Regions from separate parts of the Homo sapiens genome. Here region 2 is linked to region 1. Evidence: read pairs that join two places in POLR2A ChIA-PET (ENCODE). Cell type or tissue: OCI-LY7. All regions are shown on one strand. Each heading gives the region's core, and the rest is flanking DNA. Links, peaks and the distances in the headings are about the cores only. Region 1 overlaps IGF2BP3 (insulin like growth factor 2 mRNA binding protein 3). Region 2 has its middle 28 kb from the start of IGF2BP3.

Region 1 (5,388 bases), core at 145-5,144:
ACAGAGTGAGACTCCATCTCAAAAAACAAAAAAAGCCAGAAGCAATGGCTCATGCCTGTAATCCCAGCACTTTGGGAGGCCAAGGCAGGCAGATCACGAGGTCAGGAGATTGAGAACATCCTGGCTAACACGGTGAAACCCCATCTCTACTAAAAAGTACAAAAAATTAGCCGAGCATGGTGGCATGCGCCTATAATCCCAGCTACTCAGGAGGCTGAGGCAGGAGAATCGCTTGAACTCGGGAGGCGGAGGTTGTAGTGAGCTGAGATCGCACCACTGCACTCCAGCCTGGGCGACAGAGAGAGACTCCGTCTCAAAAAAAGAAAAAAATATTATTGGCTTCTCTTTGATGCTGTATAAAAGAAAAAAAAAATATATATATATAATATATATTTTTAAAAATTAATGGGTATGGTGGTACATACTTGTAGTCCCAGCTACTTGGGAGGCTGAGGTGGGAAAACCGCTTGGGCCCACGAAGTTGAGAGGCTACAGTAAGCTATGACTATGCTACTGCACTCCAGCCTCAGCAACAGAGCAAGCCTCTTTTTCTTTTTTTCTTTTTTTTAGGGGGAAAAAAAAAAAAAGGAGTCCAAAGATATTATTTCAAATTTTTCAGAATAACATGTTAGGGACCTGACATTGCCCAAAGACAATCAAATATTTCATTCCTTCAGTATCATTATTAATTCAGAGTCATACATATTTTGCTTGTATCAATCTTTTTTGATGCTCAAATTGTCCCATCTTTGGCCAGCAAAACGGCTTCTTCATGTTAGCTCCTTCATCTTTTGATGTGACTCCAATAATATTTGTGAGCATTTCTGCTTTCTGTTATGACGTGATATTCTAGGTTTAGCTTGTATGTTTCTTGCCCCCATCTATAATCAGCCTTATCAGCATGGATCCTTGATCCCTTTTAGTCAGAAAAAGTACAGAGAGACTACAATCTGGTCACTAGAGGCACTCATTAGATTGGTTATTGCTTCCAAGCCAGAGCTAGAAAATACACTTGGAAAGAAAATAAACCATGGGTTCATACTGATTATTTCCAACTCAGATTTTGGATGACTGGAATTTCACAGAAAGTCTCTTATATTTGCATATTTTCTTCCACTAAAAAATCTGACAAAAGATAGAAATAAGAACCCAAAAAAGTGCTTTATGTTTATTTTCTCATTTAACCCTCAGAGTTGGCATTTTACAGATTAGGAAACAAAGGCAGAAGTAATTTAATTTGTCTGAATACACACACAGCTACTGTGTGGCAGGGTCAGCATATGTATTTGAGCATTCTGGCCACAGATTCTATCCTCCTAACCATACTCTAGTCGGTCTTACTGATTTCACTTATAATCCAACCAACAGCATAACCATACCAAATAACTTCACAAAAAAGTATAGATTGCACATGAAATTCAAAAGATAAAAATATATGCTAATCCTAAGCAATATTTTCCCTTTACACCTTAGCTTTAAACCACAATAACTTACATATGGCGACTCAATATTGAAATTAAGTGGACAAGCTTACATATTAATACCAAGAAAGAAGGAAGAGAGGAAAGGCAACTATGAGGAAAACACAACTACTCAGTTGTCTCAAGCATTACAAAGATTATATACATAGGCACCTCAGGTACTTCTGAAGCTAGTCATATCAAGTCAAGTCCCAATGCAAGACACAAAACTGTATTAGACCTGCAACCTTTCATCCAAATTACCTGTAAGTCCTGGATGCACCTTTAACTTATTCCTCTGGAAAAGGCTCTGTCTCAGCCCCTTCCTTCTACCAATGCTTACATACAAATCAAGTGGGAATCACTGCTTCCCTGCTTTATAAGACAGATACTGACATAATGCTGCTAACACCAGCTGATGACAGAAGGAGAAAACCAAGTCTAACTTGTAACATGTTCTTCTTTGCCTCTTTTTTTTTTTTTTTTTGAGATGGAATCTCGCTGTCACCCAGGCTGGAGTGCAGTGGCACGATCTCGGCTCACTGCAACCTCCACCTCCCGGGTTCAAGCGATTCTCCTGCCTCAGCTTCCTCAGTAGCTGGGATTACAGGCGCGCGCCACCATGCCCAGTTAATTTTTTGTATTTTTAGTAGAGACGGGGTTTCACCATGCTGGCCAGGCTGGTCTCGAACTCCTGACCTCGTGATCCGCCCGCCTCGGCGGGATTACAGGCAGGAGCCACCGCGCCCAGCTGCCTTATTTCTTATGCAAAAAAACTGGAACACAAGGTTCGGATTTGGACTGGTATTTTCAAGTAAAAAGCCAAGCCTTATGGCTCAAAGCAGTCTAGCATGGGCTTTCCAACCCGCCACTTGGTGGCACTCTGTACCGGCTGCAAATTTTCATTCCAGCTGTGCCGAACTAAACCTATGTCCAAAGAGGACTTCATTCAGCCTGGCTAATTTCAATATGGCTATACTGTAATTACACCTATTCTTTCTTGGTTTATACAGTTAAGAATCAGCTCTTTAAAAGGTCAACCTCAATTTTCAAGAAGTTTAATACTGTACTCCAAGCAAATACTTGGGAAAATGATCAGTCTTACATTCCTGGTCTATATGTCAACTGGCATAACTCTGCCTCATTGCTGACTTGGCAGTGTCTTATCCTCTAACTCAAGAATTATCTTTCTTACATCATTTCCTTAGGTAAAGTTGTAACACGCTCAAAGGCTTAGCTGTCTGTAAATAGGGAGAACTAGGAAGAACTTAGAGGTCCAGGAAAAAGGGATTCAATTACAATACACAGAATGAAATCTCATGGAGATATTATAAATATGAAAGAATATTTAATGAAGACATGCGCTTATGACACTGTTCACTGAAAAAAGTGCATCACTAAAAGAGAACATGGAATATGATCTCATTTTAAAATACGTGGTTTTATCACAAAAAGAACATTCCAACCAGGAACAAAATGTACATATCTGTACATACACACATACACATGAACATTAACAGAAGTAAGGAAGAGAGAGCATTACGATACTGACCGTGATGAGCACTGGCTGGTAGAATCATCTGCAGTTTTCCATTTCTTCTAGCTTTTGTGTTTTATAAAATGAACTTTACTAGTTGTTGAGGGAAAAATAAGCTATTGTTTCTAGCCAGCAGCATAATATCAGAATGAACCAAGAGGAAAACAATTCTAGATTCTAACAGTTCTAACTAGTTCTGTGACATCAGTTCTCCATCCCCCTATAAAATTCCTATAGATTTTATAGTTTAGCAGAAGAAACTAGATACTTTAGGTCAGTCTTAAATAAGTATCTGTAAAAGTGGAAAGGAGGAAACATAACTTAGGAGTAACACAGGTAGACCCAGGTCAAAAATCCCTATGAAAGATGGCATTGCATCTAGTGGATTAACAGAGGGTCACAGGTACACTAAAGAAAAGCATACTTCCTGCAACAGTTAAAAAGAATGCCAGATTCTAGTGAACTGAACAGGAGGAAGGAAGGGGGAAAAAAAAAAGATTACAAGGTCCCCTACACCGTAAAATAAAGAGATGTCCTTCAATTATGGTCCGAGAACCACCTATGTTAGAATCACCACAAGGGACTAACTAAAATGCAGATTCCAGGGCCCCAAAACAGACTTAAATCGTAATTTCTGGGGGTGGGGCAGGGGAACTTGGCCCCTCCCCCGCCAACCCACACACACACATTCTCTCTCTCTCTTATGGATTGGTGGCCACTGTGGTATAGTTAACAGGGCGAGTCTCAAAGGCAAAATTACTTGTTTTATTCACTGTTGCACATTCCACTGGTTAACAGATTGCTTAGCTCATCTCAGGCAATTATTCAATATTACTTAAACAATGAGCAAGGGAACAAAGTCTCTTTACATCACAGTTCTAAGTGAGAATCTAAACATGGTTTTTTCCATTATCCCCAGCTCCCAGATCTCCATGGTAACAGCTATGTTTTAGTCCCGTTAACTAAAACAGAGGTATATTTTATCTTTTACATTTGCACACGTTATCTCCATCTATGTAGAACAGAGTCTGACAGCCAGACGTGCATGGATGAAAACTTGACTGACGCCATGAGTATGCACTAGAAGAGTCCAAAAAAGACTGAATGTTTTTCTACGTACTCTCTTACTACTATTGTTTGCTTGCATTTACACACTGCTATGTCTTTCTTTTAGAAGATTAAATGTTCCTTGAAGAAACATAGTCAAAGTTTTTATACTTCCTTAGGACATGTGCAAGTTAGGAAAACCTAACACTGTTCGAAAGACAATTGATACAGGCACACATCATCACACTGGGCCTTTGTTTTACTTCTTAATGTGACTACTAGAAGGGCACGCACATCTTAATGTAGAATGTCAAACAGGAAAAAAACAAACAAACAAAAAAAACAGGGCACAAACTAATCCTTGATCCCTAAATAACCAAAGATTTTTATAGTCTTCATACTGAGATTTTAACTAAGTAAATGTGCTTCATTTTTTAATTTTTTTTTTTTTTTGGTGGAGAGAGGGTCTTGCTCTGTTGCTCAGACTGGAGTGCAAACGGCATGATCTCTGCCCATTGCAGCCTCAACCTCCGAGGTTCATGAGATCCTCCTGCCTCAGCCCCTCAAGTAGCTGGGACTACAGGCATGCGCTACCGCACCCAGCTAATTTTTGTATTTTTCATAAGCTGTGGTTTCACCACGTTGCCCAGACTGGTCCTGGGCTCAAGCAATCCACTTGCCTCGGCCTACCAAACTGCTAGGATTACAGGCATGAGCCACTGCGCCCAGCCTGTATATGTGCCTTTAAACTAAAAAGTCACCACCAGTATTACAACCACAGAAACACACGCAGTTGAACAGTTACTATTTAAATAAAAGCCTCACTGCCTGTATGACCTAAAAGCATAGCTCTTTCAAAAGTCTTAATATTAACACAATATAGTAAATTGTACTTATCTTCCTAAAAAATTAGAGTGGTAAGAAAGGAATAAAGAACTTGGATATAAAACCTCTAACATGCTTGAGTAGCACTGAAAATTAATTATTCCCATACTTTTCCATAGCTAAAACTAGTTTTATAAATATCATTATATTTTTTTCCCAGCAACAAGATATTTTTAAACAGTGATTTTTAGAAACCGTACATCTTAAGCTGCTCTGTCCAATAAAGAAGCCACTAGCCACATGTGTCTAACTACTTGAAATGTGGCTAGTCTGAATTGAATCGTTCTGTAAGGATAAAATACATACAGATGTTGAAGATTCAATACCAAAAAAAGCAAAATTTCTCAACAATTTATTATACTGTTACATTTTAGATATATTAGGTTGTATATAATAACTAATTTTTTTTTTTTTTTTGAGACAGGGTTTTTGCTCTCTCGCCCAAACTGTAGTGGCACG
Region 2 (5,388 bases), core at 119-5,118, 68 kb after region 1:
TCCTGAACTCAGGCAATCTGCCTGCCTCAGCCTCCCAAAGTGCTAGGATTACAGGCGTAAGCCACCACGCCTGGCCCAAAGTTTTTTCTTATTTGTAATAGCTTGTGAAGATATATTTTCAGATTATATAAATTCCTTGTTATTCCTTTTTTTTTTTTTTTTTTTTTTTTTGAGACGGAGTCTCACTCTTGCCCAGGTTGTAGTGCAGTGGCACGATCTTGGCTCACTGCAACCTCCGCCTCCCAGGTTCAAGCGATTCTCCTGCCTCAGCCTCCCAAGTAGCTGGGACTATAGGTGTGTGCCACCACACCCGGCTAATTTTTTATTTTTAGTAGAGACGGGGTTTCACCATGTTGGCTAGGCTGGTCTTGAACTCCTCACCTCAGGTGATCCACTGGCCTTGGCCTCCCAAAGTGCTGGGATTACAGGTGTGAGCCACCACGCCTGGCCTATTCCTGAAATTTTTATGTACTAGTTTTAGTACCAATCAGAGTCTTGCCTTATCAACTATTATTATCATGGTTGCCAAATAACATATAGTTTTTTTACATTTATATATTAACCCACCTATAATTTGTATTGTTGTAATATTGTATGAAGCAAGAGTCTAAATCTATTTTCTTCCAAATAGCCATATACCATTCTTTACTGATCTGTCATTTTCCCATAAAAATAAAATGCTACCTTTATCATTTAAGTATGTATGTTTTCTTTCCTTTTTTGAGACAAGGTCTCATTCTGTCAGCTAGGCTGGAGTACAGTGGCACAACCATGGCTCACTGCAGCCTGGATCTCCCAGGCTCAACTTACACCTCATCCTCCTAAGTAGCTAAGACTACAGGTATGCACCACCAAACCCAGGTAATTTTTTATTTTTTGTAGAGATGGGGATCTCAGTATGTTGTCCAGGCTAGTCTTGAACTCCTGGGCTCACGTGATCCTCTTGCGTTAGCCTCCCAAAGTGCTGGGATTACAGGCATGAGCCACCACGCCCAGCCCATGTAAGTTTTCATAGGTACTTGGATCTAGTCTGGACTCTATTCCTGATTGTTTATTCATTTCTAAGTACATTCTTCCATGTGACCTTTGGTACTATTTCATTGAACTCCCCGCCCCCAGCCCCAAATCTTGTAGGGACTACTATAAACTGTTTAATAAGAACTTTCCCCTTCTGTGTGGGAATTTGGCCTTTCATTAAATTTCTAGTTGTTTCTCTGGCACCCTGATAAGGCTAGTATGTCAACTGTGTTACAACATTGCTTGTGGTAAAAATGATTTGACTGGTAAATTGCGTCTTCACTGGGAGAAACTAAAGTATCCAATGGAGACCCTACATCTTAAGTGCAATGACATAAGAGGCATATGTCTCAGGAAGCTTAGAAGCTATGCCTGTGGGTAACAGGTCATAAAACTTTTAAAACCAGGTGTCTTGTGCACTTGCGTGATGTGGATCTCACATCTCAGACCTAAGTTGTATTGCTGCGTGAACTGCTACAAGGATCCCTGTGGAATGCCTGGCACTGCCCTACTTGCTGCATCCTATCCTGTATTTTTCTAAGTGAATATGCCAAATGTGGACTAACGGTTTTCTAAGTCTGAATGTTTAACTTAAGACACCCTGCTGAACATAGCATTCTCACTCTAACTCCGTGAAGTGCACAATAATATACATTTGAAGGTAAGGATTGAAATATTTATAGTACTAGGTTTTCCCATACAGTAATATGAATTCAGGATACATACATAAAAGACAACAAATGTTTTTCATTTTCTTCATTTGAGCTTTGCACTTTAATAACAAATTTAGTAATTTGTTATTAAAAAATAGTATAAACTCTAAATTACCTTAAGAACAACCAAAGCATACAAATCGTACTTTAAAATGTTAAATTTTGGCCAGGCACGGTGGCTCATGCCTGTAATCCCAGCACTTTGGGAGGCCGAGGCGGGCAGATCACGAGGTCAGGAGATCGAGACCACCCTGGCTAACACGGTGAAACCTCGTCTCTACTAAAAATACAAAAAAATTAGCTGGGCTTGGTGGCGGGTGCCTGTAGTCCCAGCTACTTGGGAGGCTGAGGCAGAAGAATGGCATGAACCTGGAAGGCAGAGCTTGCAGTGAGCCAAGATCACGCCACTGCACTCCAGCCGGGGCGACTGAGTGAGACTCCGTCTCCAAAAACAAAAACAAACACAAAAAACAAAAACAAAAAAAGTTTTATTAAAAGTTTGATTACAAATATATGTGTATGCCTTTACAAAGGTTTGAAACTTTGCCTACATTCATTGTTGAAGGAAATGCTACATTTCAGCTGGAAGTTTGTGAAAATAATGTATCAATAGCTTTGTTAGTATTTGAAAATAAATCCAGCTGGGCATGGTGGCTCACATCTGTAATCCCAGCAATTTGGGAAGCTGAGGTGGGTGGATCACGAGGTCAAGAGATCGAGACCATCCTGGCCAATTGGTGAAACCCCATCTCTACTAAAAATACGAAAAAAGTAGCTGGGAGTGGTAGCGCGCGCCTGTAGTCCCGAGCTACTCGGAAGGCTGAGGCAGGAGAATCGCTTGAACCCGGAAGGCAGAGGTTGCAATGAGCTGAGATTGCGCCACTGCACTCCAGCCTGGGCCTGGCGACAGAGTGAGACTCCATCTCAAAAAAAGAATATAAATCCATATCCCTTTTAAGTTTTTAAAAAAGAACATTTTCCATTGTGACTTTTTTTTTCTTTTTCTTTTTTTTTTTTTTTTGGGACAGAGTTTCACTCTTGTTACCCAGGCTGGAGTGCAATGGCGTGATCTCAGCTCACTGCAACCTCCACCTCCCGGGTTCAAGCAATTCTCCTGCCTCAGCCTCCCGAGTAGCTGGGATTACAGGCATCAGCCACCATGCCCAGCTAATTCTGTATTTTTAGTAGAGACGGGGTTTCTCCATGTTGGTCAGGCTGGTCTTGAACTCCAGAGCCCGGGCGATCTGCCTGCCTCGGCCTCCCAAAGTGCTGGGATTACAGGCGTGAGCCACCACGCCCAGCCTATTGTGACATGTTTGCACTTGATATTCTTGTGAATGTCAAATAGAATGGTTAACTTATCTGACATTATCAGGGATCCCAGTGTTCCATATCAATGAATTTTCTTTTTTTATTTGGAGACAGAGTCTTGCTGTGTTGCCTAGGCTGGAGTGCAGTGGCATGATCTCGGCTTACTGCAACTTCCGCCTCCCAGGTTCAAGCCATTCTCCTGCCTCAGCCTCCCAAGTAGTTGGGACCACAGGCGCATGCTACCACACCCGGCTAATTTTTTGTATTTTTAGTAGAGACGGGGTTTCATCGTGTTAGCCAGAATGGTCTCGATTTCCTGACCTCGTGATCCGCCTGCCTTGGCCTCTCAAAGAGTTGGGATTACAGGCGTGAGCCACCGCACCCCACCATAAATGAATTTTTAAGGCAACTTAAGCACCAACACTTTAATGATAATTAAACTGCCATTTTTCTTCCCTCATTACACAGATTACTAAAAGTGATTTTTAACCTTTGTTAGGGTTGTCACGATTATTTTCAGCCTAGATCCCTTCTGTCACACTGCCCTTACACTTTAGCTCTTTAAATTACTCCTCTATCCTCATTCATCTATGCAAATATTTACTGGACATCTACTCCATGCCAGGCACCATTCTGTGCAGCAGTCACAAAGCAAGGAAGTTACCTCATTGGTTACTTAATCATTTTACAACTTTCAAATTGCAGAGTACACCAGGAACAGTTATGTAGCAACAAACTACATATATGTGGATTTTTTTTTTTGATATACATACTTGAAACTATACCCATTAAACACTAACTCCCCATTTCCTCTCTCTGTATATACTTTGAATTTTTCCTAATGATTGCAGCCATACTCCGTAACAGTCTAAAACTAGTACCTCAATTACCCATGTATCCATTCTCTCACCTCTGACGGGTGAATAGGATAGTCATTTTAAAATAATTTTGTGTTGTAAATAATTGAGTATATAAGCTTATTTTCCTTTGTATAACTCCATCTTTTTTTTTTTTTTTGAGACAGAGCCTGGCTCCATCACCCAGGCTGGAGTGTAGTGGCACCATCTTGGCTCACTGCAACCTCCACCTCCTGGGTTCAAGCAATTCTCCTGTCTCAGCCTCCCAAGTAGCTGGGACTACAGGCGCCTGCCACCATGCCTGGCTAATTTTTGTATTTTTAGTAGAGACGGGATTTCACCTTGTTGGTCAGGTTGGTCTCGAACTCCTGACCCCAGGTCCACCAGCCTCGGCCTCCCAAAGTGCTGGGATTACAGACATGAGCCACTGCGCCTGGTAACTCCCATCTTTTTTTAAAAAATAAAAAAAGGCCTCCCCCACATTTATTTATTTATTTCAGATAGAGTCTTGCTCTATTGCCCAGGCTAGAATGCAGTGGCATGATCTCAGCTCACTGCAACCTCTGCCTCCTGAGTTCAGGTGATTCTCCTGCCTCAGCCTCCTGAGTAGTTGGGATCACAGGCATCCCCAACCATGACCAGCTAATTTTTGTATTTTTAGTAGAGACGGGGTCTCGCCATGTTGGCCAGGCTGGTCTTGAACTCCTGACCTCAGGTGATCTGCCAACCTTGACATCCCAAAGCGCTGGGATTACAGGCATGAGCCACTGTGCCCAGCCTTGTTTTCTATATTCATTACTCCTATGGATGTTACACTTCTTTTTTTTTTTTTCCAATTATTGAGCAGCTTCCCTAGCCAGAGTATGCTCAAAGACTCCTCCCCTGATCTTTTAATGTCAATAAGTATCTGAATTGTTTCATAGAATAAAAATATGCACTAGTTTTGACCATTTGATTCATTTAATTTTAACTTAATTGGGAGGGAAAAAGAAAATTCATACTAAAAACCCAAAGCATTAAGTGTGACATCAGGGATAGGAATACATTAAAATGCTGGGCTTTTAATTGCCACAGCAAAGCAATATGTATTTGTGTGTAATAGTTCAAGTTGCTGTGCAATTCAAACTGTTCTCGGTGGCTCATGCCTGTAATCCCAGCACTTTGGGGGGCCAAGGTGGGTGGATCACCTGAGGTCAGAAGTTCGAGACCAGTCTGGCCAACATGGTGAAACCCCATCTCTACTAAAAACACAAAAATTAGCTGGGTGTGGTGGCACATGCCTGTGATTCCAGCTACGGGAGGCTGAGGCAGGAGAATCACTTGAACCCGGGAGATGAAAGTCGCAGTGAGCCAAGATCGTGCCACTGCACTCCAGCCTGGGCAACCCATAGCGCAAGACTCCGTCTCAAAAAAGAAAAAAAAAGTTCTAACATTGATAAGCAATGACAGCCTAAACAAGCAAGGGCCAGGCTTGGTGGCACACAGATCTA

What was found. ChIA-PET counts read pairs that join two places held together with the same protein. Peaks named below come from ENCODE experiments on the same cell type or tissue, not always from the same donor. Only the 100,000 strongest peaks of a DNase experiment are listed, where the experiment ranks them.
Region 2: POLR2A ChIA-PET joins it to region 1 with 6 read pairs; 7 of 35 experiments call an interaction of 5 or more read pairs at or near these places.

What each region holds. Positions count from the first base shown.
Region 1 is chr7:23,428,157-23,433,544 of GRCh38, forward strand. All of the region lies in intron 2 of IGF2BP3 (insulin like growth factor 2 mRNA binding protein 3), which reads right to left. Among named protein-coding and RNA genes, the nearest start is that of SNORD65C, 34 kb to the left of the region's middle. In OCI-LY7, for the core only: CTCF peaks have their summits at 971, 2,342 (motif pointing right) and 3,276; DNase peaks (open chromatin) are centred at 2,335 and 3,475; H3K4me3 peaks cover 1,038 bases; H3K27ac peaks cover 1,379 bases.
Region 2 is chr7:23,496,272-23,501,659 of GRCh38, forward strand. No RefSeq gene overlaps it. Among named protein-coding and RNA genes, the nearest start is that of IGF2BP3, 28 kb to the left of the region's middle. In OCI-LY7, for the core only: no CTCF peak of the experiment used is centred there; no DNase peak of the experiment used is centred there.